Regions from separate parts of the Homo sapiens genome. Here region 2 is linked to region 1. A link is a loop called in an ENCODE intact Hi-C map of the cell type or tissue named here. Cell type or tissue: PC-9. All regions are shown on one strand. Links, peaks and the distances in the headings refer to the core of each region. The heading gives the core; the rest is flanking DNA. Region 1 has its middle 19 kb from the start of HYI. Region 2 holds the start of PTPRF (protein tyrosine phosphatase receptor type F).

Region 1 (15,708 bases), core at 4,366-12,365:
TTTTGTAGAGATAAGATTTCACTCTGTCGCCCAGGCCGGAGTGCAGTGGCACAATTGTAACCTTGAACTCCCGGACTCAAGCAATCCTCCCTACTCAGCTTCCAAAGTAGCTGAGATTACAGGAGCACACCAGCTAATTTTTATATTTTTTTGTAGAGATGGGGTCTTGCTATATTGCCCAGGCTAGTCTCAAACCACTGGCCTCAAGTGATCCTCCCACCTCAACCTCTCGAAGTGCTGTGATTACAGACGTGAGCCACTGTGCTTGGCTATCAGTTGGATTCTCAGTGTTTAATTAATCAGTTTAGAGGCGTTCTTCATAAAAATTCTGGATATTAAGCCTTTGGTTGTTTTTGCTTATCTTTTGATTTTATTTAAAGTGTCATTCACTATTCAAAATATTGGCACTCTCGGGACTGTTCCTTTGTGGAAGGAGTCTTCGAGAATAAAGCTCCTGGCCTCTTGCCCCACCTTCCCAGTCTTACCCTGGGGATGGGGAGTGACTCAACTGGTGGGTAACTTTGGCAGAAGAAGAAGCCGAAACGCTCAGCTCAGCTGCATCCTCCCTCCCCTCTGTGAAAAAGCATGCACCCTGCTCTGCCTCCATGCCTGCCCGCAAGTTTTACAGGAGCCGGCCCTTGCGGTTGACCTCAGGAGTGAAATATTAGCAAACCTGCCTGCCTAGCAGACCTAAGCCATATTGTCCAGTATCAGTTTTGATGGTAATAAAAGTAATATTTGTATTTCCATCTGCCACATTCCTGTGTCTATCTCTTAATAGGTTCTTGAATCAGTCAGAGTCCAAACAAAAAACAGATGGCACGCTCAAATTAGGATAATTCAGGAGATTTAATAACAGGACTATTTATGAAGGTGTGGGCAGAACCTAGAGGAGATACAGGGGATACTGCAGCAATCTAGGGCCTACAAGGGTGATGGGGGGCGCAGGAGTTACTGGAATCCAGGAGGAGAGAGTCATAGCTGCCCTCAGAGGAGCAGAAGCCCCTGGCTGTGGAACACAGGTGGCCAAGGCAAGCCTACAAGGAGGAAGCCCGATAAATAAGTGACCTGACCTTACTCTCTTTCCTCCCTCTAATCTTCTGCTAGGCCTCCCTGCTTGATAAAGCAAACAGAGCCAAAGGGCAAGGGAAGCCATTGATGTAACCAACACAGGTCCATCTACTTGGGCAGAGAGAGAGGAGGAAAGAGATCTGGGGGCATAAATAGAATATATCTGGCACAGTTCTCTTTCTTCCCTCAGTATACACTTTCATCTTTGATACGGGTGAAAAATTCATGTCCTCATCAAAGGGAATGCACAAAGTCCCATTGGCTACTGTTTTATCAAGAGGCAATCTCAATCTGGCATAATTCCCCCTGAAACCTAGAGCATGACTGCCACTGGTGTTCTTCAAATAAGGAATTGGGTAAAAGTGAGGCGCGGTGTGGCAGGCAGAATTCAGAGATAGCATCCCCAAATTCCTGCACCTTCCAGTGCCACACACCTTCTCCCAGTTATTCAATCAAACACAAATCAAGGGGCTGCTGTGATGGGATTTTGCAGAGGCAATTGAGTTCTCAAATCAGTTAGAAAAGAGAGGTTATCCTGGGTAAATCTGACCTAATTGGGTTAGCCTTTAAAAGGAACTGGGCTCTTCCTGGTGGAAGAGATTTGAAGTGTGATACATGAAAAATTCTCCATTGGTGGCCTTGAAGATGGAGAGGGCTTTGTGGCAAGGAGTGTAGGTGGTTTCAGTGAGCTAAGAGCAGCCCCTGGCTGACAGCCAGCAAGGAAATGGAGCCTCAGTTCTCTAGCCACAGGAACTGAATTCTGCCCCAATCGTGTGAGCTTGGAAAAGGACCCTGAGCTCCAGATGAGAAGGTAGCCCATGCCGCACAAGGATTTTAGTCCTGTGAGACCCTGAGCAGAGAATCCAGCCATGTACACCAGGCCTAGATTTCTGATGTACAAAACCGTGAACTAATAAATGGGTATGGCTTTAAACAGCTTAACTTGTGATAATTTGTTATATAACCCTAGAAACTAATACAGGAGGCCAGGAGCATGCCTGTAATCCCGCAGCACTTTGGGAGGCCGACACAGAAGGAGAGCTTGAACCCAGGAGTTCAAGACCACCCTGAGCAACATAGTGAGACCCCATCTCTACAAAAAGAAAAAACATTAGCTGGGTGTGATGGGGCACACCTGTAGTCCCAGCTACTTGGGAGGCTGAGGTGGGAAGATCACTTGAGCCTGAGAGGTTGAGGCTGCAGTGAGCCAAGGCTGCACCACTGCATTCCAGCCTGGGTGATAGTGAGACCCTTTCTAAAAAGAAAAAAAGAAGAAGAAGCTAATACAGGCAGCAAACAGTAAGGTAACATAAAACCAGTTTTTATAGTCCCCATTTCCATAGCTGGGAATGGGGCCTAAACTGCTAATCACCTCTGCCTTCTTCCATCACTTGATCCAGGTTCCCTTTTTCCTCATCCAGCACCTCAGATGGATGGGTGTCTTTACCTAGTGAAATGACCCTAACATTCTTTCTTGTAGGATTTGAATCTTTGATGGTCTTGACGTTATTGGGTTGTCACAGTTTTCCACTGACCAGGACTTTAGAGCGAGAGAGGACTAAGAGGTGCCCTAAACATATACCAGCAACACAATTATCCCCTGAGAATCAGGACCAATTGCCCCAGTGAAGAAAGAAGTCTTCTTATTTGTCTGTTCACTGGAACAATGGTCATTTTTCCTGGTAGAAGAATTACCACTTTGAACACTAGGACCTTCAGATCCATGGAGCCTAAGATTGCAAGGATACTCTTTAAGCCTTTAAGTGGATTATTAGGTATGATAGTGAGAGGGACCACTCCCACCACTATCCCTTTGTTCTTACACCTATGCAGCCTGGCTATGGGCACCATATGTTGACTTCTGATTGAAAGCATACACTGTACCCTATGAGAGAGCACCCCCACATTGGAGGGTGTTGCCTTCCAGAGGGCACTGTAATGAGCCTTTAGTAATCTGTTTCACCATTCTCTCAAGCTACTTGCTTCCAAGTTGTTGCAGGATCCTTGGGGTGTTGCCTTTCTGGCTGGAAACCTCTGTGGCGAGTAGTGTCTTTGCCCAAGTTTTGCTTGGGCCCACTGGGCTCATTCCTCCCACTCAACCTGGCAGGCTGTACTCGGCTCATGCCACTGACCTGGATGCCATGCCTGCCAAGGGCAAGCCAGGTGTGGAGCAGTAAGGGGTATGTGAGTGAGCAAGCATGGGGTCTGGCCACTGCTTACAGGCAAGCGTGCTGGCTACTGCAGTGGGGTGGGCAGCTCCAGGTGTCAGCACAGGTGCTGGCTCTCTGCAAGGCTGCAGCTAGACCAGGTGTACTGCAAGCAGCTTCTATGGCTGGCACCAGGGAACATGGTGGCACCCGGAAGCTTGGAGACTTCAGGAACTTCAGGGCCTCAAAGAGGGAGTCACAGCCCTGGCTCGGGGAGCTCCCAGGTCTGGGCTCCCCAAAGGGCCACAGCTCTTCTTTCTTCTTCTCCTGCAATGTGGTGAGCAAGGGGTGTGTTTCAGCCCTGTTTGTGTTACAGCTCTTTCAGCCCCACCATTCAGCAGGTCCCAAGTTCTTGTCCTGCGTCCAGGAAGAATGAGGTACATGGACAAGTGCAGGATGAGCAAGGCAAAGAGGAGCTGTGTGGAGTGACACAATAGCTCAGAGGAGGCCCTGGAGTGGGAAGCTCCTCTCTGCAGCTGGTCATTGGGACATCTGCTCAGCTCTGGCTGAGCCTGGGGCTTTAATGGGCCTCAGAAGGACAAAGTGTGTACTGATTGGTCCATGGGTGGCCATGGGTGGGCCCAGAAAAGGCACCACAAGTTCAGACTGGCAGTCCCACCCCTAGCTTTCAGGCCCTCCCTGGCCTGAAGGTCGGGCCTCACCACAGACCCGTTCCCTACTGTGCAGGATCCCTTCTGTGCGGGAGCTTGTCTGCCTCCTGCTGCTGTTGATGGTGCCCAGGCTGTTTGTGCCAAGGAACACCTGCAGGCCTGTGCCAAGATTCCCTCAACTTCCCCTTGGCTTCCCTCCTATGCTTATTAGTGCCCAAAGTCTGGAGGGGGCCAAGGTGGCAGGGGGCTGGCGTGTTGGCACTGCCCCAAGTGTTCTCACACCCAGCCAGGCTGTGACAGCACCCAGGCTTGGCCCCAACCTTGCTCTGAGATTGGAGCAGACAAGGGAGTGGGAAGAGGCCAGGCAGTGGGAGCAGACACCTCTGAGCCTGCAGGAGGAAGGGGGACTCTCCCAGGCCCCTGAGAGTGCCCAGTTGTCTGGGTCCACAGCTATAGCTTGGGCGGTTGCAGCTACACCCAGATAGGTGGGATTCCTGCCTGCTCCTGGACCCCCCAAGAGCACAGAGATGCCTGGGTCCACAGCCATGACTTGGGTGGTTGTAGCTGTACCTGAAAGGGTGGGGCTTCTGCCTGCTCTGTGGAGTGAAAGGCCCAAGTCCGCAGCCACGACTTGGGCAGCTGCAGCTGCACCACCCAGGGAGCTCCTTCCCCACCAATGCAGAAGGGGCAGGGCTCCCACTTGTCCCCAGCTCCTGCTGGCTCTGTGGAGTGTGCAGCCGTGGCCGCACCTCCCTGCTACAGCTGGCATGTGGCAGCAGCCACTCCAGACGAGCTGCCACTGCCATCAAATTGATAAGCCACATCATAACACCAGAGAATTTTATGGGCAGGAGCCCACTGCCATACTTCCTATGCTATAAAATGGGCCCCCTTATCAGAGATGATGTTGTATTTGATACTGTGGTGAAGAATAAGGCATTCCGTAAGTCTACAAGTGATGCTGGAAGAAGCACTTCAGGCAGAGAAGACAAATGTGTACCCAGAAGACATGTTTACGGCATGAAAGCAAAATTCTATTCCTTTCAAGATGGAGGAGTCCAAGGTAGGCTTCCCCCAAACAAAGTGTGTCTCCATCATTGTGTTGTGAAATTCAAGGGCAAGCAACTTGTCTCTCACTTTAGAGAAGGATTACCCACGCCAATGACCCTCTAGAAACTTCACTTACATAATATGCCTCTTGGCCTTAGGCACACATATGTCTTACAAAGGCATCTAGAGTGTTGATGCTTCCTACTCACCAGGTCCAGTTAACATAATTCCATCAATGTCATGGACCAGAATGACATCCTGTAGGGTATCAAGATGATCAAGTTCCCATCACACTATATTATGACAGAGAAAAGGAAACTTGATATTGTCCTGGTGTAAGATAGTAGAGGTATACTATTTGCCCTGCTATGTAAATGCAAACTGCTTCGGATTTTCCTGGGGGAAAAAATGTTTTCTAGGTCAGAAGCTGAATGCCAGATATCATGGGCTGTGTTGAATTGCCACAGTAAGTATTTCACATTTAGTGCTGTAGCTGTGACTGACATCACTATGTGAATAAATGTACAAAGATCTCTTTCTCCATGCCCCATCTGGCTTTTGCACTAGCCAGATAAGTAAGTTAAATGGGGATGTACTGGGAATTGCCACCTATGCATATCTCAAGTTGCTGGTGGTAGCATTAATCACTGTAGTTTCCCCCAGGTTGAAGTATTTTTTACTTTCTTGGTATGGTGGGCGTGGAAGTGAGTGCTGGAGGGATCTCCATCAACAAGAGCTTCCACTTTGCCCTCCTTTTCACTACAAAAGTCTTAATTTCATGGGTCAAAGGACCAATATAATCATTCTGCCAGTTATTACATATCTCTCTTTTCTCTACACATTCTAGGAGTCAGGGAAAAACACAGGATGAATACCTGATCCTGTGGACACTGTGTTAGACAGACTAGGATGTATGGGCTAGGATTCCATACATCACCTGATTTTCATAAGTTCCAAATTTCACTGGTGGATGATGGTGGCACTTCAGGGTTCTGGGGATCAGAGTGAGTTCAGGGTCAATATTTATTAACCTTGGGAGTATCTAGTATATTTCCTTCTCCCTAGTGTATAGCTGCCCTGGTAAATGGCTGCAGGCCATTCTGAGGAAGGCTTTGGAGAAGACACACAATATACATCCGTGACCACATTGCAGGGTCCCTCCTCAGTTGTGGGTATCCGAGTTTATGAACTGACTTAGGTCTAGGAATTGGGTAAAAGGCCACGAATCTTCCTCCAGTTTCTACCCAGAAACCTAGAATTTTTCACCTGTATTTGTCAGGCAGCACCTTCACAGGCTGCCCAAGTATTTCATTTCTAGAGAACTGCGCCACAATTCACTACAGATTACAGCACTCTGATGGCCACTCTGTCTCTGTGGCTTGCGGGGCGCTACCTCCTGTCTGACCAGCAAGCATGGCCACCTTGCCTCATCTACTGTGGGGTCCCATTATTCTCTTTAAGATCAAGAAACCCAATTCCTTTGCATTGTCCCCAACTGTCATCTCCAGCCTATAGATGACAGTCACCACAGAGCTCTTCAAGGACTTCCAAATACCTTAGTGAGGGAAGTGTCCTTCAGACCTTCTCAGGGGCCGTGGTGAGGGAGAAGTGAGCAGGTTTGCACAGCACATTGGTGCTCACAGTGCGGTGATTCTCATCCATGCCAAAGTTCGAGAGCCACCGCTGTGGAACACGGCCTCTCCGACTTTAATGAGCACGCACGGCACCTGAGGATCTTTTTAAATGCAGAGTCTGGTTTGATAAGTCTAGGGTGGGGTCGAAGGTTCTGCATTTTCTGATGCAGGTGATGCCAGTGCCTCTGATCTGGGACAACAGCTCTGAGTAGTAATGCTGTAGAGGAAGGTGTCTGAAGACTCAGGAACATGAGGATCTAATGGATCTATTAAGTCAGGGAGTGGGGGGGTCTCAAATTTTAGTGCAAATCAGAATCACCTGGAAGCCTTATTAAAACACAGATTTCTGGGTCTCACCCCTACAGTTTCTGATTCTATAGATCTGAGGTTAGGCCCAAGAATTTGCGTTTCTAACAAGTTCTCAGATGATGCTGATGCTGTTGGTCCAGGGACCACACCTAGAGAAGTGGCTGTCTACCATCCTCCCAATCCACTCCCTGACCTTTCCCTTGACTACCCTGACTGTCCACCTAGGCGGGGTTTTGCACGTCTTTAAGAGTACAGCTAGCTTTTTCTGGAGCAGGCCTTCTACTTTGTTATGGGCCTGAAGGTAATAAGAGGTAAGGGAGGGGACCTGAGGAGAGTTAGCATTAGCATATGGGGCAACTGCCCTGGGAACAATGATTGTAAGGCTTTTATGCAGAGGAGAGATAGCTCCTTCAGCCAGAATAAAAGGTTTAGAGGAGAACAGAGGTTCAAAAGTCTCAGCCCAATCAGGCCTGCCTTTCAGGCATCCTGTATCCCCTTCCTGTATCTGAGAGTCCTCCCCGAGAACCTTGCCTTGGCATAAAAGACTTGGCCGCGTTATGCATTTAATTGCTGCTGCAAATCTACAACTTTAACAGTCAGACCATAGACTTAGTTCTTAGCCATATTTACCCTTCAATTACCGGAAATAAGGAACCCCTCAGGGCCACCATGGAGGCATTCTGGTTTTCCATGCGTCTTTTTAATTGTATTTCCATAGCCTTGATTTTCTCTTTTTCCCTATATAAATTTCTTAGGATAGTAAAAAGAATCCAGTTGTTTCTACTATTTTTTAATCACTGTTGTTGCCATAGCAATTAAGTGCCGGCGCTACTTGATCTCTTAATGCCTTGCCCATCACCTGCATTCCCTCCCATGCTCCCACCATTGATAATGTGGGTAATGATGATGTCACCACATGCCATGGATTACTCACTTCCTCATTCTTCCCCAGCAAGGTTATCGCTGTGTTCCTCAAATACATGAGCAACGGAATTCCAGAATCCCATTTTGAGGAACTATTTTCTGATTTCACAATGGCTATGTCAGTCTGAGTTCAAATAGGAAACAGATGGCACACTGAAATTAGTATAATTCAAGGAGGCTTTTATGAAGGGGCCATTTATGAAGGTTTGGACAGGGTATCAGGGACTCACAAAGGATAATGTAATCATCCAGAACTAATAACAGCAGAATTACTGACATCCCTAGGCCTGAAGGGATGAAGACAGGGAATGGTTTCTGGAATCCAGAAGGAAATTCCTGCAGAGTGAGCCATGTGGAGAGCAGTAGTGACTTGTGGTCAAAGGACACAGCCAGCTCAGGACGTGTAAGGGAGCTCTGTGGCTGGGTATCTGCATTGGCTGAACCCAACACAAAGCCAGAAGGCAAGGACTCCACTGGCATAGACCATGAGGGGGCTCTCCTAGGAAAGCGAAGGGGGAGGAAGCGTGGAGAGTGGATTTGGCCTGGTGAATGTTCCCCTAAACTTTTTCCGATACTGTTACTGTTTATTTTTCTTCACATTTAAATCTATCGTCTTGCTCTTTGTTTTCTATTTGTCTCATCTGGTTTTTGTTCCTTTATTTCTCTGTCCTTGCCTTCTTCAGGACTAATTACTTTTATTATTCTATTTTTTTCCTCTATTACCTTGTTAGTTTTATTAATACATTCTTTTTTTATTCTTCTAGTGGTTACTATAGAGATTAAAATATCTCCTTACATCACTATGAACTCATGTTTAGTTTAATATAGACACAGATAATTACATCCAGAAATATGTTTATATATCACACATACATATATACATAGGCACATACATCATACATACTTGTATATGACATGCACGTATATATATACATGTGTGTGTACACAGGCTAGTGTACACACATATCTTCCCTTACTCTGTCAGCTGAGAAGGCCTAGGAGCAAAGAACACCCCTAGCATCCAGTTCTAATGCCATTCTCATAACAGAAACCGGGGCTCCTCAGAGAAATGGATGGCTCAAATTGAAACAGAAAATATACAGGAGGACCCTGAATCATATTGTAGTACCGGAAAGTAAAGGAGTGTTAAAAAATGTTGAGAGTATGCCAAAAGGACACAGGAGTCAAATCAAAGAGCTCCCAATGGTCAACGCTGAAAATTTTTAAGCAAAAAAAAAAAAAAATAAGTAAAATAGTACTGGATTATAACTCAAAGTATAAAATAAATATCCAAGACTCCAGACTGATATAAATGAATGACTAAATATGTAAATAAATGGGAGAGGAGAAATCTCCCTTGCACCACGATTCCAAATAATTTATGTAGATACTCTGCCCTTGAAAAGGAGGGAAAGAATAATACCCCACTCCTTAATTATGGGGTGTACATAGTGACTTCCTTCCAAAGAGTACACTATTGAAAGGTGAAATAAAATAATTTTACAGTGGAGAAACCTGACAAACACTACCTCTGCCAGGGGATCAAGGTCAACATCAATGGCGATAGGTCATGTGGATAGTGTGTTCTTCTTGATAGGATGTGATGCAAATGACACTTTACCACTTGTTCTTCCTTCCTCCCCCTAAAAACAGGTCACCCCAATCTAATTATGAGAAAAACATCAGACAAATCTCAGCTGAGGGACATTCTATGAAATACCCAACCAGTTCTGCTCAGAACTGTGAAAAACAAGGACACATGAATGTATATGTGTATGTCATATACATATCCATTTGAGAAACTGTCACAGCCACAAGGAGCCTAAGCAGGCATAACAAGTAAATGTAATGTGGGATCCTAGATCAAATCCTGGACAAAAAAGGACAGTAGGTAAAAATTACAGAAATGTAAATACAGTGTGAATTTTAGCTAATGTATCAATATTGATTCATTACTTGTGACAAATATGTCATAATGTAAGATGTTAATAACGGGAAAGGGAATGTGGGGCACAGGAAAGCCCTCTGTACTATCTTCTCAATGTTTCTGTAAATCTAAAACTATCTAAAATAAGAAGTATATTTTAAAAATAGAACTCCTTGGCTCACTAGAGTTTGCCTTAAATTAGTACTTTTATTACTTCTCAAACAATGAAAGAAACTCACAACAGTTTAATTCCATTTATCCTTCTCTTCCTCCCTTTTGTGTAATTTTTGTCATCTATGTTATTTCTTTTTTTTGTTGTTTTTTTTTTAGATGGAATCTTGCTCCATTGCCTAGGCTGGAGTGCAGTGGCGTGATCTCGGCTCACTGCAACCTCCACCTCCCAGGTTCAAGGGATTCTTGTGCCTCAGCCTCCTGAGGGGCTGGGATTACAGGTTCATGCCACCACTCCCGGCTAATTTTTGTATTTTTAGTAGAGACAGGGTTTCACCATCTTGGCCAGGCTGGTCTCGAACTCCTGACCTCAAGTGATCCACCCACTTCGGCCTCCCAAAGTGCTGGGATTACAGGCGTGAGCCACTGCGTCCAGCCTGTTATTTCTACATGTGTTTTAAACTCCACAAGACATTATTGTTGTTATTTTAAACAATCAATATTCATTTAAACATACACTATATGTATGATATATGACAAATATATGAGGGGATATAGACAAATGGATATATATCACATATGTATATGTATATGAAAGATATAAAATACTCTTGGCCACGCACCGTGGCTCACGCCTGTAATCCCAGCACTTTGGGAGACCAAGGTGGATGGATTGCTTCAGCCCAGGAGTTCAAGACCAGCCTAGGCAGCATGGTGAGACTCTCTCTACAAAAAACACTAAAATTAGTCGGGCATGGTGGTACATGCCTGTAGTCCCAGCTACTCTGCAGGCTGAGGTGGGAGAATTGCTTGGGCCCGGGAGGTTGAGGCTGCAGTGAGCTGTGATCACGCCACTGCACTCTAGCCTGGGCAACAGAGAAAGACCCTGTCTAAAAAATAAAAAATAAAAAAAATTACTCTCCACCCTTCCTCCCCTTTCGCTTTCCTAGGAGAGCCCCCGCATGGTCTATGCCAGTGGAGTCCTTGTCTCCTGGCTTCGTGTTGGGTTCAGCCAATGCAGATCCCCAGCCACAGAGCTCCCTTACAGGTCCTGGGCTGGCTGTGTCCTTTGACCACAAGCCACCACTGCTCTCCACGTGGCCCACTCTACAGGAATTTCCTTCTGGATTCCAGAAACCATTCCCTGTCTTCATCTGGGGATGTCAGTAATTCTGCTGTTATTAGTTCTGGATGATTACATTATCCTTTGTGAGTCCCTGATACCCTGTCCAAACCTTCATAAATGGCCCCTTCATAAAAGCCCCCTTGAATTATACTAATTTCAGTGTGCCATCTGTTTCCTATTTGAACTCAGACTGACATAGCCATTGTGAAATCAGAAAATAGTTCCTCAAAATGGGATTCTGGAATTCCGTTGCTCATGTATTTGAGGAACACAGCGATAACCTTGCTGGGGAAGAATGAGGAAGTGAGTAATCCATGGCATGTGGTGACATCATCATTACCCACATTATCAGTGATGGGAGCATGCGAGGAATTGCAGGTGAAGGGCAAGCCCTTCTTTTGGACTTAATTACGGTTTTTCTCTCATTGCATTTTTCCTCTACAAGTTTTGAAAGCATGCATTCAAATTGTGTGCTTTTCGTGGTTACTGTAAACCAGTTTAGCATTCGTATTTTATCTAAAAATGTCTAAAGTCAATATCTGTATCATTGTCCCAATCAAGCCAAGGATTTGGGGATAGATGAACTCCAGTTGCCCTGCTTCAGACATACGTGCTACTGTCATCCTGTGTGTTAGATCTACGTTGTTGCCTTTAACCTCACAAATTTGACATCAACAAAATTTTGTAGTTTTATTTTTAGATTTATTCACATGCTTTTCATGTCTGTTCACAATTTTTTCTTGCATTTAAGGTGCTGCTTTTGAAATTTGCGATGCTACCTTATGCCTGGTATACACCAGTGGTGACGAGTAAACTGGCTCAGGGGCAGGGAAGGGCCCTGAATTGTAGTCAATTTCTGGTGTGGAAATGTACTCCCACCATGGCTTATTCCAAGCCATCAGTGTAACATCACTGAATGAGCAGGTGCGAAGAGATGTTCAAATTTTGTGGGCTCCAGCACACCACTGAATTGTTTCTTTTTCTTTTCTTTTCTCTCTTTCTGTTTTTTTTTTTCACAGCTTTATTGAAGTATAACTGATGTGCAATTAACTATATGTATTTAAATTAGATAAGTTCTCACATCATCATCACCAAAATCAAGATAATGAACATACCCATCACCTACAAAAGTTTCCTCATTTTCCTCCCACCCCTGTCTGACCCCACCCGTCCCCAGATAATCACTGATGTTTTTCCATCACTAAAGATTAATTTGCATATTCTAGCATTTCATATGAATAGAATGATACAGAATGTCCTCTTTTTGGTCTGGCTTCTTTTAGCATAATTATTTTGAAGTGCATCCTTTTGTATGTATCAGTATTCATTTCTTTTTATTGCCAGATAATATTTACATCATATGTATATTCACAATTTATTTATCCAGTCACCTGTTTATAGACTTTGGGTTGTTTCTAGTTTTTTGCAATTACAAATAAAGCTTCTATAAACACTAGCATGTCTCTGTGTAGACATATATTTGCTTCTGTCTTAGGTAAGTACCAAGGAATGTAATGGCTGGGCTATGTGGTAGATGTAGTTTTAACTTTTTAAGAAAATGCCAAACTGTTCTCCAAAGTGATTGTACCACTTTATATTTTCCATCAGTGGTGTGTGAGAGTTTCAGTTGCTCCACTTTCTCACCAGCACTTGATAAGGTCAGTCTTTTTAAATTTTAGCCATTCCAGTGGGTATGTAGTGGTATCACTGTGGCACTAATTTGTATTTCCCTAATGATGAGTATGTCATGTGATTACCCTTTAGCAGTTTCTTTAGTCAACTGAAAGTAAATACAGTGTATATTCTGGTTTTGTTCCCCTGAAAAATGCCTATATTTTGTCCTCCCTTTTGTTTTTATTTCTGGTTTTTAGAGACAGGGTCTCCTTATGTCACTCAGGCTGGAGTGCAGTGACACAATTATGGCTCACTGCAGCCTTGACTTCCTGGGCTCAAGTGATCCTCTCACCTCAGCCTCCTGAGTAGCTGGATTACAGGAGCATGCTACCACACCTGGAACATTTTTGTGTGTTTTGTAGAGACAGGGTTTCACCATAACCAGCCCAGGCTGATCTGGAATTCCTGGCCTCAAGGGATCCTCCCACCTTCGCCTCCCAAAGTGTTGGGATTACAGGTATGAGCCACCACACCCAGCCTGCTCTCACTTTTGAACAAGATTTTGCTGAACATACAATTGAACAATTACTTTTTTCCAGTATTTTGCAGATAATATTCTCCCATCTTTTTTGTTTCTTTAAAAATGATATCTGTATTTAAAAAGTCTTAAAATAAAGAGACAATGATTAAATGCATAGAATCAAAAATTAGAGTCCTCATGGTTCATCACAACAGTTAAATTTTGCCCTTTGTTTCTGGAGGAATGCCCTATAACAGATAATTTGAAAAATTTAAAAATAACATAAAAGGGGCTGGACACAGTGGTTCATCTTATAATCCCAGCACTTTGGGAGGTCAAGCCAGGTGAATCCTTGAGTTCCACAATTCAAGACCAGCCTAGGCAACTCTACAAAACACACACACACACACACACAAATTAGCTGGGTGTGGTGGTGTGCACCTGTAGTTGGGAGGCTGAGGCAGGAGGATCACTCAAGCCCAGGAGGTTGAGGCTGCAGTGAGCTGAGATTGCACCACTGCACTCCAGCCTGAGCAATGCGGTGAGACCCTGTCTTAAAATTATATATATATGCATATATATACATATAATAAAAAGGGAGCTAAATACCTGAAATTCTGAACAAAGTAAAGCAAAAAAAGAAATAAATTTATTGCAAGAGATGGAATTTACAGTTTAAAGGCTTAAAATAACAAAGAAATTCACTAAACAACAGGCCCTTCAGAAAGATTACTGAAAAGAAAAAGTAGTTTGGGGAATAGCAGATTCTGAGATATGGTGGAAAGTTCACAGTTTGGCACTGGCTGGACAGCTTTGTTTTCTTTTTTTCTGATTTTTTTTTTTTTTTTTTTTCTGAGATGAAGTCTTGCTCTGTCACCCAGTCTGGAGTGCAATGGCATGATCTTGGCCCACTGCAACCTCTGCCTCCCGGGTTCAAGTGATTCTCCTGTTGCAGCCTCCCGAGTAGCTGAGATTACAGGTGCCTGACATGATGCCTGGCTAATTTTTGTATTTTTAGTAGAGATGGGGTTTCGCCATGTTGGCCAGGCTAGTCTCGAACTCCTGACCTCAGGTGATCTGCCCTTCTTGGGCTCCCAAAGTGTTGGGATTACAGGCATGAGTCAGCACGCCCAGCCAATTCTCCCATCTTTTAACTTCTACTGAGACTATTGAAAAGTCGGCTTTTAGTCTAATTATTTTCCTCATATAATAATCTGTCTTTTCTCTCTTCTCTTCATCTTTGATGTTCTACAGTTTCACTAAGATGTGTGCTGATGTATATTTCTTCTTATTTACACTGTCTGGGAATAGTGTGTCCTTATGAATCTGATATTGATAATTAGCATCTTTTATCTAGTATTGAAATTCTCAGCCACAGTCTCTGAATATTGCAGCTCCTGTTCCTTCTAGAATTCCTGTTAGGTTTATGTGAGATCTTCTCATTCACTCCTCCATGTCTCTTAACCTTTCATATTTTCACTATCTTCATCTCCTCTTAATGCATTCTGGGCAATTTCCCAGATTTATCTTCTTTCCACCTGTGTATAAACTACCCTTTTGACCTCTATTTTTTTCCCATTTTATCTTCAGTTTCCAGAAGTTCTGTCTGGTTTCTTTTCAAATCTCGTTAATCCCTCTCAATGGTCTGTTGTTCCATTGCCAAATCATCTAATAATTCTGGTAGCTATCGTAGGTATACGTCTGCTTCTGTTGTGTATTGTTTCTGTTGATTCACACATAGTGGCTTATTATCTCTTATGTTTGAGGACTTTTTTTTTTTTTAATGTGTTTGAACTCACATTCTTTGGAAATTTATCTGTGAGAATTGAGCCCTGGATGAAAGTGTGTTCCTCCATGGAAGATTTATGTCTGTTTCTTTTTCTTTTTCTTTCTTTCTTTCTTTCTTTTTTTTTTTTTTTTTTTTTTTTTTTTTTTGTTGTTGTTGTTGTTGAGGTGGAGTCTTCCTCTGTCACCCAGGCTGGAGTGCAGTGGGGTGATCTCGGCTCACTGCAACCTCTGCCTCCCAGGTTCAAGCGATTCTTCCACCTCAGCCTCCTGAGTAGCTGGGGTTACAGGTGCCTGCCCCCACACTCAGCTAATTTATGTATTTTTAGTAGTGATGGTGTTTTACCATGTTGGCCAGGCCATTTTTGCTTCTAACCTCAAGTGATCCTCCCATCCCGGCCTCCCAAAGTGCTGGGATTACAGGTGTGAGCCACTATGCCCAGCCAATTTATGTTTGTTTCTATGGGGCAGTTTGGGGCACTACAATCCTAGAATCACTTTAAATCTTAGGCTTAAAGATTTTCATTTTGAAGCACACAGTTATGAGGCATTGCTCCCAAGTGAGGACAGTCCCATGGTTAGGAAATAGGTAATCTTCATTGTCCTTTTCTGTTGGTGGGACTTTTCTAGTTTGCTCAATTCTCTAGTTTATCCTCAGGGAACCCCAACTTTATGTGGGGAGTTCCAATCCAACCTCCCTGCCCCTTAAGCCTCACACTTCAACTCCTGTCCTCTGCACTTTGCTAATTCTCCAGGGAT
Region 2 (15,708 bases), core at 2,549-10,548, 50 kb after region 1:
CCAGGCTGGAGTGTGGTGGCACAATTTCGGCTCACTGTAACCTCTGCCTCCACCCCCAGGTTTAAGCAATTCTCTTGCCTCAGCCTCTGGAGTAGCTGGGATTACAGGCACATGCCACTACATTCAGCTAATTTTTTTGTATTTTTGGTAGAAATGGGGTTTCACCATGTTGGCCAGGCTGGTCTCGAACTTCTGACCTCGTGACCCACCCTCCTTGGCCTCCCAAAGTGCTGGGATTACAGATGTCAGCCACCGTGCCTGGCCAGTTCAATAATTTTAATAAATTTATAGAATTGTACAACTATCACCATGATTTAGTTTAAAAACATTTTTATCATCCCCCAAAGAATCCTTGCGCTCATTTCCAGTCAGTTCCTTTTCCCACAGTCAATCACTAATCGACTTTCTGTCTCCATAGATTTTCTTTCCTTGGACATTTTATACAAATGGAATCATACAATATATGATTTTTGTGTCTAGTTTCTTTCACTGAGCATAATGTTTTTGAGCTTCATCTGTAGCATCTATCCATATTGCATTCCTTTTTATTGCCAAATAGTATTCTACTGTATGGACATACTCCATTTTGTTTATCCATTCACAGTTGATAAACATTTGGGTTGTTTCTACTGTTTGGCTATTACAAATAATGCTGCTGTGAGCATTCTCATATAAATCCATCTGTGGACATATGTTTTCATTTCTCTTGGGCAGATAGATACCTAGGATTGAAATTACTGGGTCACATGGTAAATTTATGTGAAGAATCTGACAAACTGTCTCCAAAGTATGGCACCATTTTACATTCCCGTAAGCGACGTATGAGAGTTCCAGTTTCTCCACATCCTCACCAGCACTTGTTATTGCCTATCTTTTCTATTATAGCCTTTCCAGTGGGTGTGAAGTGGTATCTTGCTGGGGTTTTAATTTGTATTTCTCTAATGACTAATGATGTTGAGCATCTTTTCAAGTGCTTATTGGCCATTTATACGTGATCTTTGGTGAAATGTCTCTTCAGTTCTTATGCCTTAATTTATTTTATTTTTTGAGACAGAGTCTCACTCTATCGTCCAGGCTGGAGTGCAGTCGCACAATCTTGGCTCACTGCAACCTCTGCTTCCTGGGTTCAAGCGATTCTCCTGTCTCAGCTTCCCATGTAGCTGAGATTACAAGTACTTGCCACCACACCTGGCTAATTTGTGTATTTTTAGTAGAGATGGGGTTTCACCATGTTGGCCAGGCTCGTCTCGAACTCCTGACCTCAAGTGATTCACCCACCTCAGCATCCCAAAGTGCTGGGATTATAGGCATGAGCCACTGTGTCCGTCTGCAATTTTTTTTTAATTTTAGTTTTAATTTTTATTTCTTTTTATTTTATTATGTATTTATTTATTTATTTGAGAAAAGGTCTTGCTCTGTTCGCAGGCTGGAGTGCAATGGCACAATCTTGACTCGCTGCAATCTGCACCTCCCAGGCTCAAGCAATTCACCTGTGTCAGCCTCCCATGATTTTTTTTTTTTTTTTTAGACGGAGTTTCCATCTTGTTGTCCAGGCTGGAGCGCAGTGGCATGGTCTCGGCTCACTGCAACCTCCACTTCCCAGGTTCAAAGGATTCTCCTGCCTCAGCCTCCCAAGTAGCTGGGATTACAGGCACACGCCACCACGTCTGGCTAATTTTTTTTTTTTTTTTTGTATTTTTAGTAGAGACGGGGTTTCGCCATATTGGCCAGGCTGGTCTTGAACTCCTGACCTGAGGTGATGAGCCTGCTTCAACCTCCCAAAGTGCTGGGATTACAGGCATGAGCCACCTACGCCCGGCCATCCCACACAATTTTAAATTGAGTTATTTGCCTTCTTATTAGTTGTTAAGAGTTCTTTATATGTTCTGGGTACAAATCTTTTTATTAGATATATGATTTACAAATATTTTCTCCCAGTCTGTGGTTTGTCTTTCCACTTTCCTAATGGTGCTCTTTGGATTGAGAAGTTTTTAATCTTTATAAAGTCCAACTATTCCTTTTTTTAATTATTTGTGCTTTTTGGTATTGTATTTAAGAACTCTGCCTAACCCAAAGTCATGGAGAACTATTACTATGTTTTCTTCTAGGAGTTATATAATTTTATGTCTTACATTTAGGTCTATGACCCATTTCCAGTTAATTTTTACACATGGCATGAGACAAGAGTCTAAATTCATATTTTTTGCATGTGGATATTCAATTGTGTCAGAGCCATTTGTTGAAAAGACTATCCTTTTCCCATTGAATTTCCTTGGCACTTTTGTGGAAAATCAATTGACCGTAAGTGTAAGGGTTTATTTCTGGACTCTCATTTCTGTTCCATTGATTTGATGTCTATCCCATGCCAGTATCACACTGTCTTGATTCCTGTTCTTGTTGTCATTTTTTCTCTCTCTTCATATATTTATCTTTAATTTTATGTAACTGGGAGAATAGGTCCTCCCCTTTCCCTTTCCCCAAATTGATATCAGCCCTTGGCAAGGATGTAATTGAGGCTCCCTAAAATCAAACCATCAAAGCCTCTCTTGCGAAAATTATTGAGAAATCATTAAAGGGACTATGACCATATTCTTATTCGAACAAACCCCGAAGGGGATCAAGAAAGGAACAGACATCTACCCTTGCCACAATAATCGGATTTACTGATTCCCAGGGAATAGAGAAGACACACTGCTAATTATGAGGCAATTAAGGAATTATTTCCTTTCTCAATGTGGCTTTAGAATGTACTAGACCTAAGAAGTAATGTCTGTGTTTGAGCTATGGATACGAATGCATTTTATTTAGCAGGTTCAGTATGTAAAGAAGCCAATGGAAATATTGGATATCGAAAAGAAAGCCCTATTAGACGGCTCTCACCCATCTTGAAGGATGGGCTGTCAAATGCCAACACCCTTCTCCACAAGAATGATCTTGGGAGGAGGTTCCAACTCCAGCATTACTGATGCTGATGCAACTTCACGAAGCCTGCAGACATGACTCCAACGGAGTTGTCCTGACTTGGAGAATTGCACAGGGGAAAGGAAGGAATCCAGGAGACTGGTGGGGAAGGAAGGGATTTTCTGAAAGCGAATAAAGCTGCACTGGTGGGCGTGGGAAGGGTTGATGAAGAATGCAGTTGGAGAGAGGCTGTCTAATGGAGGACAGGAGAGAGAAGATAGCCCTCCACTCTTAGGTACTTTTCTCTTTGGTCTCTGGGAAAATCCTCGTTATTACCCAGCTACCACATTCTCTTCCTGCATTGTAATTCCTCTTTCAAGTTGCACTGCCCTTCATTAAAGCAAGTAAATATGGCAGCCCAGTGTTGGGCAATGGTCTTAAAGAGAATAAAAAGAGGCTGTGGTGAAGGGGCAGAGAACCTGCCTCATCCCCCACCTCTTCATTGGGACCCATGGAAATACTTCCCAGCAGAGACAAATTGAAACACGTGGCAGCCCTTAAAATGCATCACATGCCCTTGTAATAGTTTGCTTATAGAGTTTCTTACGGATAATAATGACAGCAAATATTTATTTTCTTGAGGTAGGATATTACAAGCTCCAGGTGGTGACCAGCATTATGGTATGTGATTCCCTGTAGAGCTTAGAAGAACATTTGAAATGGTGAGCCAGCTCCCAAGTGAACAATTCAAGAGAGGCATAAGACTGAGTCTTCTACTTCCCTGTTTACATTCGATGAAACCCACCTCTGAAGGGGCACTGGGGAGAGGTGAACAACTATGTGACATTTCAAAGTGTATTCAACTAGTCAGCTAGATAGAGAGCCCTACTATGTGCCAGGCATCTTCTATTACATGTTTTTTTATAAGTCACTGAAATCTTTTCTAAAAGAAGGTAAAGTATGGAAATAGAAAGAAGAAAAAGCACTCAATAAATCTTAGTTGAATAAATGAATTGCAAGAGCCAGATGGCGTGAGCCTTAAATGAGCAGGGATTTTTCCATGAGGCTGAAGGAATAATGATCTGGGAGTGGCTTTTGAGAGTGAGAAAGATGCTGCTCTGCCTCACTACTCTGTGGTTGTGGAATGGTGGCCTCCCCTGGAGGCAGCTGCTGTGTCCTCAGTTAGGCAGGAATTGCAGGGAGGAAGTCTGAAGGGGCTGAGAGTTTAAGAGGTTGAGGAAGGAGCAGTGGGGAGCTGGATGGGGGAGGGCAACTGCAGAAGAAGGTGGATGGATGTTGAAACAGGCTTTCATTCAGACAGTCGGGGATTACCAGGGTATGGGGCCTGGTGGGATTAGCTTTTAAATAGTTCTCCAAACTGGTGCTATTAGAGGCTTGATTATGCTAATTCTAATAATCATCAAATAGCTTCTATTTTCAAGAACCTACAATGTGCCAGGCTCTGACGAAGCTCTTTACAAACACAATTTCATGTCCTTCCTATAATGCTGCAAAGTCAGTATTATCCCCTTTTTACAGAAGAGGAAACTGAGACTTAGAGAAGTCCAAGACCACACAGCTAATAAGTGCCATGGGTCTTACTCAGAGCCAGGGCCATATTTTCCCAAATGCAAGGCCGCCCTCTCGCAGCCTAGTCTGCCCTCACTGAGGCCAGTTTAGCCTGAGGCATTGGGTGGTGTTGGTGGCATGTGTGTGGGGAGGTGTCCATGACATGCGCCTATGCAGCTTCAAGCGCCTTGCCAGAAGCTCCCCTATACTTCTGAATCCCACTGCCCATATGCCTGGATCCCCATGGGCTCCATCCCACTTTGCACAAAGAGCTGGGGACCCAGAGAGATACACAGCCTCGGGGTGATGTCTGCTGCCTCAGAGAGGAGTTGACCCTCTATGGCCCCTTCACAAGCACAACTGTGCGGGCCACATTCTGGCCAGCGCGGTGCAGCTAGCCCCCTATACATACATCTGGCGTTACCTGCCTCTCACCCAGCTGAGCGCTCAGTGCATGTGCCTAATTCACCAATGCATTCATTCAAAAAAGATGGATTGAGCACCTCCTATATACCAAGCACTGTCCTAGTGCTAGAGATCTGGCAGGAATAAAGTAATGTAGATTCCTGCCCTGCTAGACCTTAGAGTCTAGCAGCAGAAACAGTTGTTAAACAAAAATGAAATCAAACTACAGATTGTGCTAAATTATGTGAAGGAAATAAAGAGAGTGCCGTCGCAGTGATGGAAAACTATTTTAGATAGGGTGGTCAGCTGGTCAGCAAAGGCTTATCTGAGAGGGTGACATTTCAGTGGAGACACGATAGACCCCTCAGATCCCCTTCCACCATTTTTGGTGAGGGGGTGAGAGGCAGACGCAGCCCCACCTTCAGCGTGCCTTGCCTTCCAGCAGCTAGCACCAGTTCTTTTATGGAGGACGGTCCTCGACTTCCTGGAGCCACTCTGTCTGCATGCAAGCTAGAAAGTCCCCGAAGAGGGTGTACTCATCACCCGCCATTCTCAGCCCCACTGGTAGCCCTCAACAGATGACTAAGGAGGCTAGGAGGTATGAAGGCTCACGCCCTTGGCAGGGGTGGGGACAACACTGAGGCATACATTTCCACTCATGGGTCCCCCTGAGGTCAGGCTGAAGCTACTCTTCCAAGAACATGGCCTGAAATCCCCCCTTGCTTGGCTTCTTCCCCTTCTCTGTTCGGCTTCCCCTTCTGCTTTGCCAGTTTCCCCCAGGAACCCTTGCTTAATAAATCACTTCATCTCAGGGTCTTCTTCTGGGAAACCTGACCTAACACAGACATGAAAAATGAAAAGGAGACAGCCACGCAAATATCTGGGAAAAGAGCTCCAGGTGCCATAGGAGGAGCGGCGTCAGAAGGGTGAGCCTAATAGAGGAAATGAGTGAAAGAGTAACTCTCCCCTGCTTTTCTTCTTTCCTTCCTAGTGACTGTTCGTTTTTTCTCCTTTGTGGGCTCTTCTGCCTTTCCTTGGTCTCCAGATATTGAGGATAACAATAGCTAACATTTACTGGGTAGTGACTGGGTGCCAGACATTACTCTAGACACCTTATATGGATTTAACATATAGCTATTGAGTGAATGACATGGATGACAGGCATCAATCCATTAAATGTGTAACAAGAAGTATAAAGGAATGCTCTGGCAGACAGCAACAGGGCCCTGTACTTATTCAGACTAAGGGTCAGGGAAGGCTGCCCCAAGGCAGTGATGCTTGAACCAAAAGTGAAGAATGAGTTACCATGTGAAGGAGGTGGGGTGGAAAGTCTTCTAGAAAGAATGGGGAGAGGGAAGGGGGAAATGCAGTATGTTTGAGGAATTGAAAGGAAGCTGGCGCCACCGCAGAGGACTGAACCAGAAGCGTTGTGTTGGATGAGGTGGGGAGGTAGGCAAAGGGAGGGCATTTCATCCATGTGGAGGAGCTGGCTCCTAATCCAGCCCCATGTAAGCCATTCGAAGGTTTTCGTGGCGGAGTGACATAACCCCATTTGCGGCTGCAGCGCAGAGATAAGATGGGGGAGGGGCAGAGCAGATGTAGAGAGATCAGTGAGGAGGCGCTGCAGAGGTCCAGATAAGAGTTAATGGTGGCTTGGACCAGTGAGGCATCAGCAGAGTTGAAGAGAAAGGTACAGATTAGAGAGGTGCTCTGGAGGTAAAATGAACAGGATTCTGGCTTGCCTATAGATGGACAGTGGGGCCACTGACTCAGACAGAGAACTCGAGAAAGGAATCAGGGAGTGAAGATCTGGTGGGAGATCTTGGGCATGCTGGGGCTGAGGTGCCCTTGGGACACAGGTGGAGATGTTGACTAGGCAGCTGGCTGGGCTCCTCCCCATCAAGGGCTTACACAAGAGGTTCCCTGGGTAAGAGTCATAAAGGTGTGAATCATCGGCAGATGGACAGTACTCAATGCTGTAGGCATGGATGAGATCACCAGGGACAGAGTCCACAGTAAGAAGGGGAAAGGCCAAGGCATGGGCGTCGAGGGACAGGAGCACTTGATGGATTGAGTGGAGGAGGATGACCCCGCCAAGGAGACTGAGAAGAAGACCAAGGAGTTAAGAGGCAAACCAGGAGAGTATGGTGTCAAGGGAGCCAAAGAAGTTAGGGTTTGAAGAATGCAGTAATCAAGAGGTCTAAGAAAATGAATACCGAAAAAAAAACTGGCCTTCAAATTTTAAGACATGGAGATCATAGCACAGACATTGTGTTTTGGGGAGATGTTGGGGGCAGAGATAGTAAAAGCCAGATTTGACCAAATGTTGGATGAAGTGAGTAGGAATGCCATAATGGCAAACAGAACACTCTTATGGAAGAAGAGGCTGGGGCCGGGCATGGTGGCTCACGCCTATAATCCCAGCAACTTTGGGAGGCCAAGGCGGACAGATCACTTGAGGCCAGGAGTTCAAGGCCAGCCTGGCCAACATGGCGAATCCCCTAAGTCTACTAAAGAAAAAAAAAAAAGGAAAAAAAAATTAGCCAGGCATGGTGCCATGCACCTGTGGTCCCAGCTACTCGGGAGGCTGAGGCACAAGAATCACCTGAACTCAGGAGGTGGAGGTTGCAGTGAGCCGAGATCGCATCACCCTGGGTGCCAAAGCGAGACTCTGTCAAAAAAAAAAAAAAAAAAAAAAAAGGAAGAAAGAAAGAAAGAAGAGAGGCCGGGAACTCAGGAATGGAAAACCAAATACCGTACATCCTCACTTAGAAGCAGGAGCTAAGCTGTGAGTACGCAAAGGCATACAGGTTGGTATAATGGACTTTAGAGGCTCAGAAGTGGGAGGATGGCGGTGGTAAGGGATACATATTGGGTACAATGTTCGATATTCAGATGACGGATGCACCAAAATCTCAGAATTCACCACTCTATAATTCGTCCATTAAAAATCACTTGTACTCCAAAAGCTATTGAAATTTTTTAAATGTGAAAGAAAGAAAAGGCCAGGTGCTGTGGTTCACATGTGTAATCCCAGCACTTTGGGAGGCCAAGGTGGAAGCATCATTAGAAGCCAGGAGCTCGAGACCAGCCTGGGCAATATAGTGAGACCCCACCTCTACAAAAAATAAAATAAATAAATAAAGTTGATGGAGAAATGGAGGAGAAAGTAAGCATGCAGGGAGTAGGTTTATGGATGGCTCCAGTTGAAGGTTGGGGGTGGTGCTCAGGGAAGGAGGGGACAATGGATAGGTGAGGGGCCTGAGAAGCAGGAGTGGGTAGGGAATCTAGGATTGGCAGAGACACTGGCCTGAGAGAGGAGGAGGGTGCTTCCTGTAAGGCAGCAGGAGAGAGGGCAGATGTGGGGAGGTGTGTGAATGTGCTAGTGGAGAGCCAGGAAAATTCTGTGGTGGCTTTAATCCTCTCTATAAAGATGTGGCAAGGTCCCATCTGACAGCGAGGGGAAAATGGGCTGGCTGAAGGTGTAAAGAGAATGGGGAGGGCTGGAATAGCCGTTACAGAGAGTGCGGTTCCAAGCCGACTGGAGAACTGCGCAGAGGGCCCCTATGTAGTCCCTGCTTTAAGGGAACATCTGTCTGACCTGTGGAGTCATGTGGTTGCTTGAGCACCGCCCTGTGACGGCAGACAGGAGGGCTCACTTGGAGCTGGCTTTTTGCCAGACAGATATGATAAAAAGGCAGAGAGGCCAAGAGGCTTGGGTTATTGACAAGAGTGTTATTAAAATGCTGGACCTTGGCATCTAAGTTGGACCAGGAGAAAAGTGAAAAGGAGAGAGCTGAGGAGAGCTCTCTAGGAGAACACGAGGTCAACAGCAGAGAGATCTGATGAGACGGAGCAGTGATCGCGAGGTAGAGGGAGCAAGGTGGGAGCAGGAGAGGAGCAGTTTTGGGAGAGGACAGGACCCAGCGTGGGATGCTTAGAAAGAGTAGGCTGGGCAGCCTTCAAGGGTCGGCCATTGTGATGAGAGGTCCAGGAGCTGTCTGTCTGCACCGGCACTGAAGTAACCCAGGCTGATGGCAGGAAGTAGCAAAGGCCACTGAGGAGTACACTAAGCTGGAAACAGAGGCCCAGCCATTAGCTTTGGCAAAATGGAGGGGAAGAGTCATTATATCAAGAGCAACATCAGGCCAGGCGTGGTGGCTCACGCCTGTAATCCCAGCATGTTGGGAGGCCGAGGCAGGCAGATTACTTGAGGTCAGGAGTTCAAGACCAACTCCTGGCCAATATGGTGAAACCCCGTCTCTACTAAAAAGACAAAAATTAGCTGGGCGTGGTGGCGGGCACCTGTAATCCCAGCTACTTGGAAGGGTGAAGCAGAAGAATCGCTTGAACCCAGGAGGTGGAGGTTGCAGTGAGCCGAGATGGCGCCACTGCCCTCCAGCCTAGACGACAGAGCAAGACTCAGTCTCAAAAAAAAAAAAAAAAAAAAAAAAAGAGCAACATCAGTGAAAGCCAGAAAGCAGGGTTGTGGTGGGTTGGGGAGCGAGCAGGAGATGGAGGAATAGAGGCGTCCTGTAGAAATGGCTTTTGGGTTTGTGGGGAAGGAGAACAGAGAGGCACTTGAGTCTCTCCCACTCTGGAGAGGCGTGTGGGGCCAAGGGAGGGAATTTTTTTTAGGATGGGAAAGACATGCGCATGGGCAGATGGGAATGCTATAGTGAAGAGGGTGCAGTGGACGGGGAATAGAGAGCAAAGCCTGGAGGCGCCGGAGCACCCTGAGCACAGGGGAGACAGAGCGGAAGGAGGAGAGGTGTGTGGGTTTGCGGATTTGGTAGTGGGAGATGAGGGAGTCCTCCTGTGGTGGCTTCTGTTTTCTCCGGGAAACATAAGCAGTGTTCATTGAGAAATTAACTCCTGTATCATTTCTCCCTGCCCATAGTGACTCAGCCGGAAGAAATGAAAGGCATTAGCCAGGGCCAGGCACTGCAGCTCATGGCTGCTGTAATCCCAGCGCTTTGGGAGGCTGAGGCTGGAGGATCTCCTGAGCCCAGGAGTTCGAGATCAGCCTGGGCAACATGATGAGATTTTGTCCCTACAAAAAAAATTTTTTTTTTTTAATTAAAAAAGCATTAGTCAAGCTTTTGTGTTCTAAGTCCTGGGCCTTTTTTCTCCCACCTCATACCTGAGAAAGTAAATAGGCCGTTTTGTAGTTCTTGTGTCTGAGCTAAGAGGGAGAATACCACTGTGTCTTGGGGAATTGATGCTTTGGCATGGAAGAGAGGGGCAGGGGAACAGGCATTCTCCATCCCACCCTGACCTGCCCCCAGAAGAAAGTGGCTGCATGCGATTCGAAAGCCAAGGACTAAGGGCTGCAACTGCGGGGGCCTGTGGGAGAGGTCCTCTTGAAAGAGCTGGGATGGAGGGAGTAGAGGGTTATCTTCCCAAGGACCAGGTTGGACAAGTGAGGCCCTGCAGATGGGCAAAAAATAGTGGAAGCCCTGTGACTGTGACCACTGATGTCTGCAACAGCAGCAGCAGCAGCCTGAAAAATCCTTCCACCTTTCTCTGCAAGGCTGTGGAGCACGGACTGACCATCTCTGGGATTGTGCAAACCCCTGGAGTTCATGGATGATCGGAGGGAGCTGAAGGGCAGCCATGAGTGATAGGGAAATCTTGCTGATCTGATGGGTAGAGACTCAAGCTGAATTTAATTTGGTTTAGACCAACTAAGGGATGACCAAAAGGTGTATTTACGTCATGAGTTGCAGAGAGTGTCCAGTTGGCCCAGGACCTGGACAAAGGGTGAGCAGTGAGTGGGAGCTGACATCTGGCTCTCTCCTCACCCTGCACCCTGGGGCTGGAACACAGCAGACACACAATGACCACATGGTGCCACTCGGCCTTCACAGATGAGCACAAGGACATCCCTCCCCGCCAGGCCCAGGAGCAGGGCAGCAGGGCAGCCCCACGTGGACCCCGTGCTCACAGTTTGGCAAACTGGACAGAGCCTTGGCTCTTCTCCTTCAGCAGCTATCACGCTCTCCCAGGCCCGGCCACCTGAGCTTCTCATCCATGTGGCTTTGGCACCTAGGCCTCTAGTTTCATTACCTTGGGTTTGTATCTAGTTCCAGATGGCGTACATGCAGAGATCTGGGCAGGCTGCTTACAGGCATTCTCTTGCCCTGCCTCGACAAACACTTTGCCACATGTGGGTGAATGAGAGGGCAGACGCCAATGGGTTAGGATTCTGAGACCCCTGTGTCCCTGTGGGGTTTGGAGCAAGAGACTGGTTGGCACAGCAGTGAGCACATCTGCTAACTTCAACCACAGGAAGCCAGGGGTCCCAGCTCACCTACCTTCCAGTACTGTGCTCAGTAGCCTTGACAATGCGGGGCAGAGGGAACAGGGCTGCCAGAGCTTCAGGACTACCAAGGCCCAGGCTAGCAGGCACACAGGCTAGCGAACACCACGAGCCCCTCTTCTAGTGCATGCCAGGGCTACAGAAGACTGGGGCTGGATGAGCTCTAAGACTTGGTCAGGGAGCTGTTCCCTCACTTAGTCATTTATGTCTGATGGTTCCTTGAGCACAGATAGGAAAGTCAATCTTCATTCTTTAACAAATATGTATCAAGTATCTATTGTGTGTGAGGACCCTGTGCTGGCCACTGGGATATGACAGGGAACAAGGTGGACTCATTTCTCCTGCCTGCAAGGAACTGCTGTCCACAGGTCAGGGAGATAGGCACAGATACAAACAGTGGTGACAGCCAGGATGGCTTCCTGGAGGAAACAATGGTTCCAAACAGGTACAGTTGGCTCTGAGGTGCCAAAACACACTAAAGGTAGAGCAAGTCTTTTATTTTATTTTATTTTTTAAAACAGAGTCTTGCTCTGTGGCCCAGGCTGGAGTGCAGTGGAGCAATCTCCACTGCAACCTCTGCCTTCCAGGTTCAAGCAATTCTCCTGCCCCAGCCTCCCAAGTAGCTGGAATTACAGGTGCACACCTGGCTAATTTTTGTATTTTTTTTTTCTTTTAGTAGAGATGGGGTTTCACCATGTTGGCCAGGCTGGTCTCGAACTCCTGACCTCGGGTGATCTGCCCGCCTCAGCCCCCCAAAGTGCTGGGATTGTAGGCGTAAGCCACCATGCCTGGCCAGTAGAGCAAGTCTTAAGGGGCATTATATTATAACTGCATGCAAGAGAAGTTAGGACCAGTTTGGCTTTGTGCGTGTGTGGACTGAAACCCAAAAGCCAGAAACTCTCTGCATGTGTCCCTCATGGAGCCATATGGTCTCTAGTCTCTGTTTTTCAAAATTTGCAGGACTGATGACTGATTGGACAGTGGTGCAGGAGGGAAGGTCTCTGCATGTCAGTGATTAAATTGCTGAAGATGCCACTGCCTGAGACGGGCAGTATTGAAGGTAAGCAGATCTGGGGTGGGCGGGACAGAGGAGGCTCTTAGTTATATGGATCTGGAGCTCACAGGAGCGGCCCAGACTGGAGATAGAGACTTGGAAGTCATCAGCATATGGTTGGTAGTGGTCAAGATGATCCAGAGAAAAGGGGCAGAGCAGGAGAAAAGAGGAGGCCTAGGACAGAGTCCCGGAAGAGCAGAAGACGAGGTGGTAAAGGAATCAGAGACAGTAGCCAGTGAGGAGAGGGTGGGCCAATGAAGCCAAGGAAAAGAACTGTTTTAATAACTCAGCAATGGGCAGGAATAATTGGCTGAAAAGTATACTTTTAAAATTTGGGGGCCGAGAGGGAATCTCTAAATCCTCAAAGTTCTGGAAAAAAAGGCAAAAATGCTTAAAGATGCATAAAATTTGCAATACCTCCCCCGTGGTGCACCAAAATTACCAATGGTGAAAAACCACTCACTGGAAATATTCATTTTTGATCCGTTTGTCATCCAAACCAAATTGTCCAGAATCACTGGAGCCAGTCCCATCCCCTCCTCATACGCCAGGGGGCGCACACGCACTGTTTGTGAATTCAAGTTCAGGACAAAAACAGGCAGTGAATCAGGTGGTTACCAGAACCTGATTCCTCAGCCCAGATCCCTGAACACCACAGCAACCATGCCCTGCACATTACCACGTGATCCCTGAATCCAGGCACCTCAACGATCTCCAAATTTTATTTCTCACCTGACTCCAAACTTACAGGGTTATCAGAAAGACCCCACAGAAGAAACCCCACAGAGGAGAAACCTCATCTCTTTTTCTGCTCAGTTACCTGACCCAGGGCAGTGGGGGTAGGTCCCCCATCCTTCATGGTGAAGCCTAGCAAGCGGCGGGGGGAGGAGGGGTGGGGTAGATAGGAAAGAGCTGGTGTGGCTTTGGCTGACTCTTAAGTGGTTTTAACACGGATTGCGTGGGGGCGGGGTCTGGAGGCAGGGGCGCTTGGATTGAAGCTCATCAAATCCCTCTGATCAGTAGGTCTTGGAATAAATCTTCAGGTAGGTTATTGGTTTCACCCAGAAATTTCTAGGGTCATTATTTGAGTTTGGTATGAGAAGTCAGAAACTCAGTACTGACATTTAAATTACATTTAGAGGGCATTATCATGTCTTTAATTCCGAGGCCAATGTAAGGTTCACAGCTGGAATTGGTATAATATTGGGGTATTAGTCAGTCTCTGCTTGGGGTTGACACTAGGTCAGAGAAGTGGAGGGTGAACATGAGGATGAAGGGGCTTTGTGTGGAGTTTCTGCAAAGCCAGTCTTATCTTGGGTTCCAAGATTATTATTAAAGCTGGGTTGGTTTAGGGTCCTAAATGGTCTCAAGTTTGGGTGGGGTTTCAGGTCAGTATCTGTGTTTGGGGGTCCTTTTATGGTGACCCAATCCCAACTCTGGAATTGAGAATCGAATTCAGAGTGCATTGGTGTTGATCTGGGAATGGGAGAGCAGTACTGGAGTTTTATGTAAGGCTTGGGGTTCAGAAGAGAGATAACTGGGGTCCATAGCAAGGTAGCTTTTGGACTTTAGGGTTCATTTAGGGACTGGGGGCTGAGCATTAGTACAGGGTTCCATTTAAGGTCCAGCGTTGGTGCTAGCGTCACTATCAAGGTTAGGGCAAGTAGAAGTAATAAAGAGATTTAGAGTCAGAATTGGTATTTGGGATCAGTATAGAGGTTCACAACAAAATTACTACTTGTGCTAATTTGGGGGCAGATTAAGGGCTTTGGACTCAATATTGGGTTTAGGGCAAGGTGTGGGCTCAGTATCAGGTTCAGATCTGTATGGGGAGGAAATGGGGTCCTAGAGTGGTATTAGGTTCATGCTAGGGCTGGGAGCCACTAGAAGGATCTGGATGTAGTATCAGAGTTTGGTCTGTCTATGTTCATTATTGGGGTTCGGGTTCAATATTGAGGTTCCGGTCGGTTTCGACTTGGCGTTGGGTTGTGGCCTGTCTGGGCCTCAGCGGCTCCGCGGCTCTACGAGCGAGAGTGCACGAGGGGAGGGGCGCCGCCGGGGGCGCGCACGGCAGGGGCAGGGGCGCGGGCGCGAGCGCGAGGGGAGCGCGCGGCTGGAGCTGGCGCGGGAGCGGCGGGAGCGGTGGCGGCGGCAGAGGCGGCGGCTCCAGCTTCGGCTCCGGCTCGGGCTCGGGCTCCGGCTCCGGCTCCGGCTCCGGCTCCAGCTCGGGTGGCGGTGGCGGGAGCGGGACCAGGTGGAGGCGGCGGCGGCAGAGGAGTGGGAGCAGCGGCCCTAGCGGCTTGCGGGGGGACATGCGGACCGACGGCCCCTGGATAGGCGGTGAGTGACCCCCCGGCCCCCCACCAGCCCCCTCCGCTCCCGTCCCTTCCCCGCTCTCCTTGCCCTCCCCGCTAGTCCACCCGGCGGAGCTGGGGGCGGTCCCGGGGGGGACGAGGGCGCCGCTGAGGCCGGGCCGCGCCCCCACCTGCCGCGCCCGCAGCCTCGGCGAAGCCCCCCCTCCACGCCCCAGCCTGGCGGCTCCTCCCCGCTCACCCCGCGGCAGACGCGCCCCCAGCGCTGCTGGCTGGCTCGCTCCCCGCCGCCCCTCGCCGCCTCCCTCCCTCTCCACCGCACCTTAGCCGCAGCCCGCCCCCCCCACCCAGCGCAAAGTTTCCCGTTTGCGTTCTTGCTCCCCCTCATCGGTCCCGCCTCGTCCCCCCTTCTAGCGCGGACGCGCTCCGGGGGCGGCCCTCAGACCCCCCAGCCCCGGGCTCCGGGCGGGTCCAGGCCGCGCCCCCGCCCCCGCCGCACAGGCGCCCCCTCCCAGCCGGCGGGGGATCCGCAGCCGGCGCGCCCGGGTCTCGCTCGCGGCCCCGGCGCACGTGCGGTCCCGGGCTGCGCCGGGCGCGAGTTTGAAGCCCCCCCACCCCCTTCGTTCGCGAGCACGGGATGGGGAGGGGCCGAACGGGCTGTACCCGCCCCCAACCGGGTGCAACGCCCTGGAGGCCCTGGAGCGACCTGTCCCGTGAGGACGTGGCCACTCGGACCCTCTCCGAAAGTTCACTCAGTGGCCGCCCCGCGTCCCGTCCCGTCCCGTCCCGGCTCCCCATCGCCGTGCCGGCGTCTCTGTCTCGGCTGCTTTCTGTTTTCCTCGGCGTCTCTGCCTCCCCGTGTCAGTGCCTCCCAATCTCACGCCCCTGCAATCCCAGGGTCTCTCCAGCTGTCTCCATTCTTTTTCCCCAGGTCACTCTGTTCTTTCTCCCCAGGTCTCTCGATTCTGTCTCCCTGGGTCGTCTTGTTCCCTGTCCCTGAGTCTGTTCTCTCCGCTTGGGTCTCTCTATTTCCTCTCCCTGGGTCTCTGTCTCCCTCCTTAAGTCTCTGCCTCTTGTCTCTCACCCATCTCTTGGTGTCTCTGCACTCTCTGTGCTAGGCGCCCCCCCATTTCCCTGGAATGCTG

The links. Hi-C counts contacts between places; a loop is a spot of excess contacts. Peaks named below come from ENCODE experiments on the same cell type or tissue, not always from the same donor. Only the 100,000 strongest peaks of a DNase experiment are listed, where the experiment ranks them.
Region 2: it touches region 1 in a loop (5-fold over the local background); 4 of 110 quality-filtered maps call a loop at or near these places.

Annotation. Positions count from the first base shown.
Region 1 is chr1:43,464,836-43,480,543 of GRCh38, forward strand. No RefSeq gene overlaps it. Among named protein-coding and RNA genes, the nearest start is that of HYI, 19 kb to the left of the region's middle. RefSeq lists enhancers at 6,979-8,178, 11,283-11,577. In PC-9, for the core only: no CTCF peak of the experiment used is centred there; DNase peaks (open chromatin) are centred at 7,725, 8,146 and 11,416; H3K27ac peaks cover 4,217 bases.
Region 2 is chr1:43,516,500-43,532,207 of GRCh38, forward strand. It overlaps PTPRF (protein tyrosine phosphatase receptor type F), which reads left to right and starts at 14,384. Exons shown (of 34, transcript NM_002840.5): 1 at 14,384-14,591. RefSeq lists enhancers at 4,771-5,271, 15,230-15,708 and a silencer at 15,095-15,164. In PC-9, for the core only: no CTCF peak of the experiment used is centred there; DNase peaks (open chromatin) are centred at 6,802 and 9,772; H3K27ac peaks cover 2,799 bases.